3 separate regions of the Homo sapiens genome follow, and all the other regions are linked to region 2. Evidence: chromatin contacts called from ENCODE Hi-C or POLR2A ChIA-PET data. All regions are on one chromosome and are shown on one strand. The core of a region is the stretch at or near the end of the contact, and the rest is flanking DNA. Distances in the headings are between cores, read along the strand shown. Region 1 has its middle 35 kb from the start of GJC1. Region 2 holds the start of GJC1 (gap junction protein gamma 1). Region 3 overlaps EFTUD2 (elongation factor Tu GTP binding domain containing 2).

What was found. A loop is a pair of places that touch in the nucleus more often than their neighbours do. ChIA-PET counts read pairs that join two places held with the same protein, here RNA polymerase II (POLR2A). Pooled maps may share reads with other maps.
Region 1: a map of PC-9 shows a loop between it and region 2 (4-fold over the local background). The contact joins the enhancer-like site here to the promoter of GJC1 in region 2. A Hi-C loop is called at or near these places in 28 of 168 maps with a recorded cell type or tissue (HepG2, IMR-90, PC-3 and 14 more), 3 of 37 single-sample maps with no recorded cell type and 14 of 50 pooled maps. POLR2A ChIA-PET finds 5 or more read pairs at or near these places in 15 of 52 experiments (A549, AG04449, AG04450 and 12 more).
Region 3: a map of heart left ventricle shows a loop between it and region 2 (5-fold over the local background). The contact joins the enhancer-like site here to the promoter of GJC1 in region 2. A Hi-C loop is called at or near these places in 13 of 168 maps with a recorded cell type or tissue (Calu3, PC-3, Right ventricle myocardium inferior and 8 more), 1 of 37 single-sample maps with no recorded cell type and 17 of 50 pooled maps. POLR2A ChIA-PET finds 5 or more read pairs at or near these places in 15 of 52 experiments (A549, AG04450, B cell and 12 more).

What each region holds. Positions count from the first base shown.
Region 1 is chr17:44,793,829-44,796,655 of GRCh38, forward strand. It overlaps a transcript of GJC1 not described here. Among named protein-coding and RNA genes, the nearest start is that of GJC1, 35 kb to the right of the region's middle. Within about 2 kb of position 1,308, at least 9 of the 41 ENCODE cell types and tissues checked have a DNase peak (open chromatin) inside an H3K27ac peak, as active enhancers do; they include HCT116, PC-3, PC-9 and 3 more, where a contact is called at or near this core.
Region 2 is chr17:44,828,720-44,831,582 of GRCh38, forward strand. GJC1 (gap junction protein gamma 1) reads right to left here and starts at 1,568. Exons shown (of 3, transcript NM_005497.4): 1 at 1,343-1,568. RefSeq lists a silencer at 881-1,170 and enhancers at 1,226-2,199, 2,200-2,863.
Region 3 is chr17:44,863,916-44,866,631 of GRCh38, forward strand. EFTUD2 (elongation factor Tu GTP binding domain containing 2) reads right to left here. Exons shown (of 28, transcript NM_004247.4): 14 at 1,015-1,150. Among named protein-coding and RNA genes, the nearest start is that of HIGD1B, 17 kb to the left of the region's middle. RefSeq lists a silencer at 2,648-2,716. Within about 2 kb of position 1,401, at least 2 of the 41 ENCODE cell types and tissues checked have a DNase peak (open chromatin) inside an H3K27ac peak, as active enhancers do.

The DNA of each region.
Region 1 (2,827 bases), core at 58-2,557, 35 kb before region 2:
TCGAACTCCTGGGATGAAGTGATCCTCCCACCTCAGGACTCCCAAAGTGCTGGGATTACAGGAGTGTGCCACCACACCCAGCTTTTTAAAAAAATCTTTTATACTGTATATATTTTATCTTTCACTGTACCTTTTGTTTAGATATGTCTAGATATATAAATACCATTGTGTTGCCATTGTCTACAGCATTCAGTATAGACACACACTGGATGTGTTTGTAGCCTAGGAGCAATAGGCTATAGAGCCTGCGTGTGTAGTAGGCTACGCTGTATGGGTTAGTGTGAGTTCTTTCTATATTTGTACAATGACAGAATCACCTGATGTTAAGTGTTGCATGACTGTAACAGTTCCCACCCTGTACCATGTCTCTTCTAGGCCAAAGCCCCCTCCCCAGAGCAGACCCCTAGCACTCCACAGCAGGATCACAAGCTGGTCTCTGGTCCCAGACCCTGCGGATCCTTGTCGACGCTTCCAGTCTCGATCACTTCCCGATGGTTTGAATGTGAAGTCAACAATCCACGGAACAATTTGCACTTACTGTTTCTAGGGCTTTTGCAGTTAAAAGTGTCTTCAGTTTCCCCGATCTTCCTGCAGATGCCCCTGCAGTCAGAAGCTGAGTCTGTCCCTTCTCCCAGCAGCAGCTGGGTACAGGATCTAACATCAGTCTCTGCCTGCTGGGCAGAAGCCACAGCTGCAACGTGCTTTCAGAAAAATGGGCCAGGCCAAAGGAGCTCCCCGTCAGTGCTTTTCAGTGTTCCCAGCACAAAGATAAAATTACACTTCCATAGGAGTACACAAACTAAAAATAAAATTTAAAGAAAGCGATCTAGTTCTGTATCATTTTCCCCATGGTCGGGTCCCATTCGGGTCACTGGACATGCACTGAAATCGCTTATGAACAGCTGCTTGGTTCTGCCTCGCCTGGAGTTTACGGCTGTCAGCATCCCCAGCCCTCTGTGATGGCCCCAGGAGAGCCAGGCAGACAAAGATACTTGTGGCGGTTTGGCTGAGGGCAAAGACAAAGTCGGCAGTTCTTTCCTCCAGGCATGAGCAGGGGGCTTCCTTAGGTTTTTCTTTCAGAAGCCCCTATCTAGCTTAGAGTAGGCATAGCACGTCAAGGGCAGGGCAAGGAAATGCTGTGCCGTTTCCTTAGGATCCAGGGGGCGGGAGAAAAAGTCAATTGACAAAGAATGCTTGTCACCATGTCATGTCAGCAGCTCTTTTTCTGGTGCTTCCCAATCCTGAGTCACTTCCTGTTTCTAAGTTCCTCCAAGATGTCATTAACTGTAGGAAGGAGAAATATCTAAGTAATGACACCAACTCTTGCTTACATACAAGGTGAGATGATTCTTTTCACATGGGCCTAGTCATAGTCATGATCCCGAAGTGCTAAATGCGTATTTTATTTATTTATTTTGAGATGGAGTCTCACTCTGTTACCCAGGCTGGAGTGCAGTGGTGCGATCTTGACTCACTGCAACCTCTGCCCTCCTGCCCCAGATTCAAACAATTCTCTTGCCTCAGCCTCCCGAGTAGCTGGGATTACAGGCGCCTTCCACTGCGCCCAGCTAATTTTTGTATTTTTAGTAGAGACGGGGTTTCACCATCTTGGCCAGGCTGGTCTTGGAACTCCTGACCTCGTGATCCACCCGACTCAGCCTCCTAAAGTGCTGGGATTACTGGCGCGAGCCACCCCTCCCGGCCACTAAATCCATTATTTCATGATGAAACAGGAAAAGTTCCCTTGTCCCCTTGCAGGGTGTGCAATGGGAGAGTGGCTCACTTCTTCAGTGCCCTGCTGCTCAAACCTCAAACTTCTAGGTGAGCATACAGATGGGCAGGCTGTGGGGCTCTGACCCCAAGACAGTGTCCAGGGGTGAATGTTTACAGCTGAAGCCCCAGTGGGCGTATGTTACAGTGTGTGCTTTTAGTTTTGCTCTTTTAGTTTAGCCGTCTATAGGCGGCTTGTGTTAGTTCAATTAGACCTCTGCCTCATTGCAAGGACAGAGGGCTTTCTGTATCCCGAGGTTCTTGCCTTAATGTACTGGAAGAATCGGATCGCACGTGGGCTTGGAGAATGAGTGCAAGGTTTTATTGAGTGGAAGTAGCTCTCAGCAGATGGGGGAGCCAGAAGGGAGATGCTTTTCCCCTGGAGTCCGGCCGCTTGGCGGCCCGGGCTCTCCTCTGACTGCCCAGGCCAAACTCCATGTCATTCTGCTTCTGCAGGTCGGTGGCCTGCCAGCGCACCGGTGCCTGTCAGTGTTCCTCCGGACATCCAGCCACCTGCATCTGCCTACTAGGGTCTAGGGAATGGGGGCGAAGCATTTGGGCAGGAAATGCCAGTCCTCACCTAGGTCCGTGGGGGTGGAGCCCTAGCCAGGAACCATGCCATCCTCTATGCAGCACTTCCCTTCCCCCCTTCCATATCATTTAAAGGGACCACCTCTTCCCTTCCCAGCACTCCCATATCAATGATATTTTGAAACATGCTTAACATCTAGTCAAGGATGGCACACTCTTCCATCAACCCTGCCCCAACCTCAAAATCACTGATAGATTATTTGGCTGAACCCAGAGGAGTCCCTGGATCCTCTATGTAGGTCTCCCCTCCAGGGAGCCAGCAGTCATTCTGAGCTGACTGATGAGATGAAACTCATGTGCTATGCCAGGTCTAAACCTTCTTGAACAGAGGAGGTAATTCAAAACAATTCTCTTTCCCCTTTTATTTTGGCTACTTCAAACAATTTTTTAAAAATGAGTGGTTTTCAAACTATAATGTACATAAGAATCACCAGGTAATTTGGGGGTAATGCAACTATTATGCATC
Region 2 (2,863 bases), core at 318-2,817:
ACCCACAACTCACAATATTTTAATCAGGAGCTCTGGAAGTAAGGGTATTTTTCTGTTTTTTTCCATACCCTCTGAGGTTGAAATTTTTTTGCTCTTTTACTCTGAATAATACCTAAACCCTCTCTAGGGAGAGAAATATTTTATTCCTAAATGACATTATTAACGCATTTTTCTACAGATATTAAAGTACTGGAGATATGCTGTTTCCTGCTTATCAGGAAATTAAAATCCCTTTCATTTATGTAGTTTGATTTTTTATAGCGCTTTCACATATATTCACTTGAACGTATACACGACACAAACATATAACAAATTTAGACTTATCAGGCATACAAGATGACCCTCAGCCTGAACTTATTCAAACTTAACTTACTCGATTTCACATCGTCTTGATGCTAACAAAATTAAGCATGAGCATAATGAAATCGGTATCACTGCCAGTTCTCAATGAACAAAAAGAAAACCAAATTCGCCCATTTCGCAAAGGAAAAGTACTCCCAATCAGACAATCGCAAAAAAAAGAACAAAATCTAAACCATACATTCACGTACATCTTTTCAACTCAGAGCTCCAAACGCAGCCGCCAACCACACAACTGCCCACAATCACAGCGGTAGCGCCTACTCTTAATTTTGAAGCTAGAGACTTAAGGAAACACACACACACACAAAACAGTTCTCAAGTTTGACAAAGTGGGGGAAAAGTCATTTTAAGTAAAGACAACGAGTTAATCAGGAGGCGATGAGCCCAGTCCTTCCGCCCCGCTTTCCCGCTTCCAGCCCTCGAACGAACCCTCCTCTAACCCCCGGGAGGCAGGAGTTCCAGCGGGGAGATGCGGGAAGCCTCAGACGAGCCCGCACGCCGCCGGAGACGCAGGGATCGAGGTCGGGGAGACAAAGAGCAGCCCGCGAAGAGCCCGGGCGGCGAGGGGCGGCCCGGCTCCGCCCTGCGCCCCTAACCGCCCGGGTAGTTGTCGGCACCGCCGGGGCGCCGCCGAGTGCGCGCCGCTTCTGTCCGGGCTCCCCGACCGTCGCCCGACACCTCCGCGGCCCAGGACACCCCCGAGCCGTTTCCCTCCCGATTTGGGAGCCGCGCGCCTGGGGACAAAGAGGGAGGGTGCGCCGGGGACAGTGGCAGGACGCGGGCCGGCGACGCCCCTCCGGACTCGGCGGGAACCCCTCGGCGGCGCCCCCCTCCTTCTCCCGCTCTGGCCGCGCTCCTCCCCGGACCTCCGGAGGTTCTCCTCGGCCCCTCCCCGGGCTCCCCAAGAGTTCTCCCGCCTCCCCCTGGGACCCCGCCCCTGGCCCGCTTCTCCTCAGCCGGCCCTGCGGCCGCCCCTCACCCGGCGGCGGGTTCCCCCGGAGCCGCCTCCTCCGCCGGGCCTCGGCCCGTCCCGCCGGTCGCGGCCTCATGTGCCCCGCGTCGCCATCGCCTTCACCCTCGCCTCTCCTCCACCTCCTCCGCCGCTGCCGCCTTCGCCTCAGTCTCCAGCCGAGGCAGAAGCCGCTCCCGCCGCTGCCGCCGCCGCCGCCGCCTCCCGCTCCCGCCGCCGCGACCCGCGGGAAGGCGCCTGCGCACTGCGCGCTGCGGTGGGGGCGGGGGCGTCCCGCCGCGGCCCGGGAGCGGGGGGCGCGCGGCACGTGGCGCTCGAGTGGGAGGGGGGCGCCCCAGAACGCGCGGGAAGCGACGCGAGCGCCAACTTTCCGCGGTCGAGTCCTCGCCGCTCTCTCGGATAGTCCGGGACGCGGCGGAGGCGCGGCGCGCGTGGGAGTCACCCGCGTGGAGTCTGGACCCCGGGTGGGCGCAGACTTCGCTCCGGACAGTTCATTCTTCCAAGCTGATTTTCGGGCGAGAGTCCCCCGCCAGCCGCGCCTCAGTTTGAGCGGGCCGCTAACGGCGCCGTGGGTTCTCGCCTTACCTGGGTATCCTGGGTTGGTTTAGCGGGCCCAGAGTTGTCTTCTGCGCGCTCCGCCGAGGCCTTGGTCCATTGTAGCACGGGATGCTAATGTCTCCTCCCAGGTTCTGCTCTACAATTCCTCGAGGATCTGGCGGGCCCTGCGTGGATCTAGCTAGAGTCGGGGCTCTTAGCAGTGCTCTAGATACTTTTCAGGTCCTGAACTTCTCGGATTAGCAAGACCCTAATAGGCTATTTCCTCTTAACTCTTTGCATCCCAGCAGGATCCCATTCAGAGGACTTGGGAAAAATTTTCATGCATAGGAATCCCCAGTTTTAAAATGCCCAGTAGGAAACCGAAAATTCTCCAAATGCTTTAAGTAGAGTAAGACTTTGGGTAATAAAGGAAGGCTCAGTAAAGAGATGGGCGACCTCTGGAATGATCTCATCTGAGCATCAGAATGCCGATGGACAGGCTTTTATTATTTTGCCCTTTTGACCAGAGGGGAAATTAAGCGCTAACAAGTGAGGTTACTTGCTGCAAGTCAAACTCCCCCACCCAAAGCCAAGCCCTAAGGGGTAGCCCCAGAGTGGAAATCTTGAAGGCTAGGCATCTAATGCACTGACCAGTTTTGTGTGGCCAGTATGTTTTCCAAAAATATGAATTAGTTACCAAAATATTAAAATCCAGATTTCTGGCCTCCCTAAAAAGTCAAAAGCTGCTTACTTTGAGCTTCTCTTTTCACATGGCAGCTCCTCTTGAGTCACCTTGTCCGGGTAGGCAATGTCCCCACTCAGCTGCTTAAATCATTTCATGACCTGCTTGGCCTCGGAGCATTTAAGTACTTCTCCCTGTGATTGCTGTAGTCTGTCCCCACGCCTTATCACATTGCCTCTCTACAGATGTATTTAAAATGACAAGTGTGGGATGGGCGCGGTGGCTCACGCCTGTAATTCCAGCACTTTGGG
Region 3 (2,716 bases), core at 151-2,650, 35 kb after region 2:
ATAGATAGTGATAGCCTGCTTCCTGGGAATGTGCTGCTAGAAGATTTGGAGTCACCCTGATGCCAGAAAAGAGCAAGCAGCAGGTATCAGTGGTACATGGTTCCTTGGAACTCAGCTGACAAAAAGTTTAAAGTACATCGATCTATGAACTTTTATTGGCTATACGCATTTACGTGGAACAAAATAAGCACCCCATCTAACATCTACTTAAAACAATTCCCAACCTGACTCCCCTTGAGAAACACTGCATGCATCTCTATTCAATAAGTTACCCCGTTTTCTGAACACATTAATAAACCACATAAGAGGGAACCCCCATGAGCACACTGGGATAGGCCTGTGTGCCTTCAATGGTATCTGGTGTGTCAGATTGATGGGCAGACCAAAATAAGCTATTAAAACTACGCACCTTGGGGGCCCAGACACCTAATTCCCACCGGACTTAGAATCAGAGACTGCTGAGAAGACCCTCAGCCATCACCCTTTCCACTTCCCTGATTTTACAGATAACAAATCAGAGTCATGAAGAATTAGGTGGCTGGCCCAGGGTCATCTCATGGAATGGCCAGGGCAGGATCGAGACAGACTCAGGTGGTTTTTTCAACCAGTCCAGTGTCTTTCTGCTGTATCACGTGCCTTCTGTGTAACTAACCAAGTCTCCCAAGTCCTAGCCTAGTGCTTTTTGCACTATTTCACACTACCCAAGCATCCACCTTCCCGGCTGCCCCCTGGAAAATATACCAGAACCACAGAGCCTGCCTCCCCATCTCATTTACTTGAACACTCCTCCTGGCAGGAAAATGTAATTCCTTTTGGTTCCCAAGATAGAATGTGTGCCATCATCCACTAAGGAAAGCAGCTAGGAAAAACACCAGTGTTCTGCATCTGAATCTGTGGTTTGTTGAAAAGATCCTCAGATTTCTGACCTCCATCGCTGGGTGAGAAAAAATTGCTGTGATACCTGTGGCAGGGCACGAGGATGACAGAGTTAAGGGGCCACGAGCACATTATTACCTGTGAACTCGCCAAAGAACTTTTTGCAGACCAGCCTGAGCAAGGGGCGGATGTTCAGCTTCAGCTCCTCCTTCGTCAGGTGGATGCCAAGCTCGTCTAGGGTCCGTGGGAGGCTGGTGTCCACGTCACCTACAACCTGTGAGGGTGTAAGACACCATGTCAGCTGTAGTGAGAGCCTGAGCATGGTGCTAGAGGGAGACAAGGGAAGTCCAAAGAAATATCTGAAGAACTCCTTCACAAGGCTCTCTTCTATGGAGACAAAGCTCTTGGCAAGGACAAAAGTTTGGTTTCAGCGGCATCTCTGCTACCTACCCTTCAAACCACAGGCAAAGCCAACTTGGTTACATCCCCATCCCAGCCAATAAACCAAGCACTCAGATTGATTACTCCCAGTGCTGCCCCCTGGTGTCTGAAAAGCAGCATCTCCTCCCACTCAGAAACTCCCTCACCTATTAAACAGAAGTCTATTTACAGACTTCTCAGATTTAGAGGATCATTGTGCACTGGAAGGAACCAAAAAAGGTCACCTTGCTGTGGATCCTGTCAGGGCAGGGCCAAGCTAAATCACCCTCAGTAGACTCAAGGTCTCTACTGAGGCAGGCTCTATAAATTTTTTTTATTAATCCATTCCAGTCTGACATAAGATACTAAGTATTTTTCAGCACTAATAAATTTTAATTGCTATTTTATCTTGTTGCTAGGTTTTGCTGTTTTGTCCACCGGAATGGCCACACACATTTTGTGTATGTGTGTGTCCACTGTGCTTATTAAATACCTGCATATTTTATTACTGCCTTGGGAGAAAGGTCTGTATGAAAATTCCTATAATTTTTACCCTTTTAGTCCCATCTTTTAGGGAGTACAAATTCATATAAACGTCATGCTATATTCCCTTTTTTAGAGACAGGGTCTCACTCTGTCACCCAGCCTGGAGTGCAGTGGTGTGATCACGGCTCACTGCAACCTCCACCTCCTGGGCTCAAGTGATCCTCCTGCCTCAGCCCCCCAAGTAGTTGGGACCACAGGCACACACCACTACAACAGCTAATTCTATTTTGTGCGGAGATAAAGGGTTTAGCCATGTTGTCCAAGCTGGTCTTGAACTCCTGATCTCAAGCGATCTGCCCACTGGGACCTCCCAAAGTGCTGGAATTACAGGCGTGAGCAACCACATCCGGCCACGTTATATTCTTTGCTTCTCAGCATTCCACATGCTTAATTAAATCCTTACCATCTCCTGACAAATGATTTCAATCTGACAAGCATCACATATTGTGCAAACAGTTAAGAAAGCAAAGTTCATACGAACATGCTTTGTTTTGTTTTTTTCTGAGACAGGGTCTCACTCCATCACTCAGGCTGGAATGCAGTGGTGTGTGATCATGGATCACTGCAGCTTTGACCACCAGGGTTCAAGCAATCCTCTGGCCTCAGCCTCCTGAGTAGCTGGGACCACAAGTGCACACCACCAGTCCCAGTTGATTTATTTTATTTTTTTTGAGACGGAGTCTTGCTCTGTCACCCAGGCTGGAGTGCAGTGGCACAATCTCAGCTCACTGCAGCCTCTGCCTCAAGAGTAGCTGGGATTACAAGCATGAGCCACCACGCCTGGCTAATTTTTGTATTTTTAGTAGAAATGGGGTCTTGCCATGTTGCCCAGGCTGGTCTTGAACTCCTGGACTCAAGTGATCCTCCCGCCTTG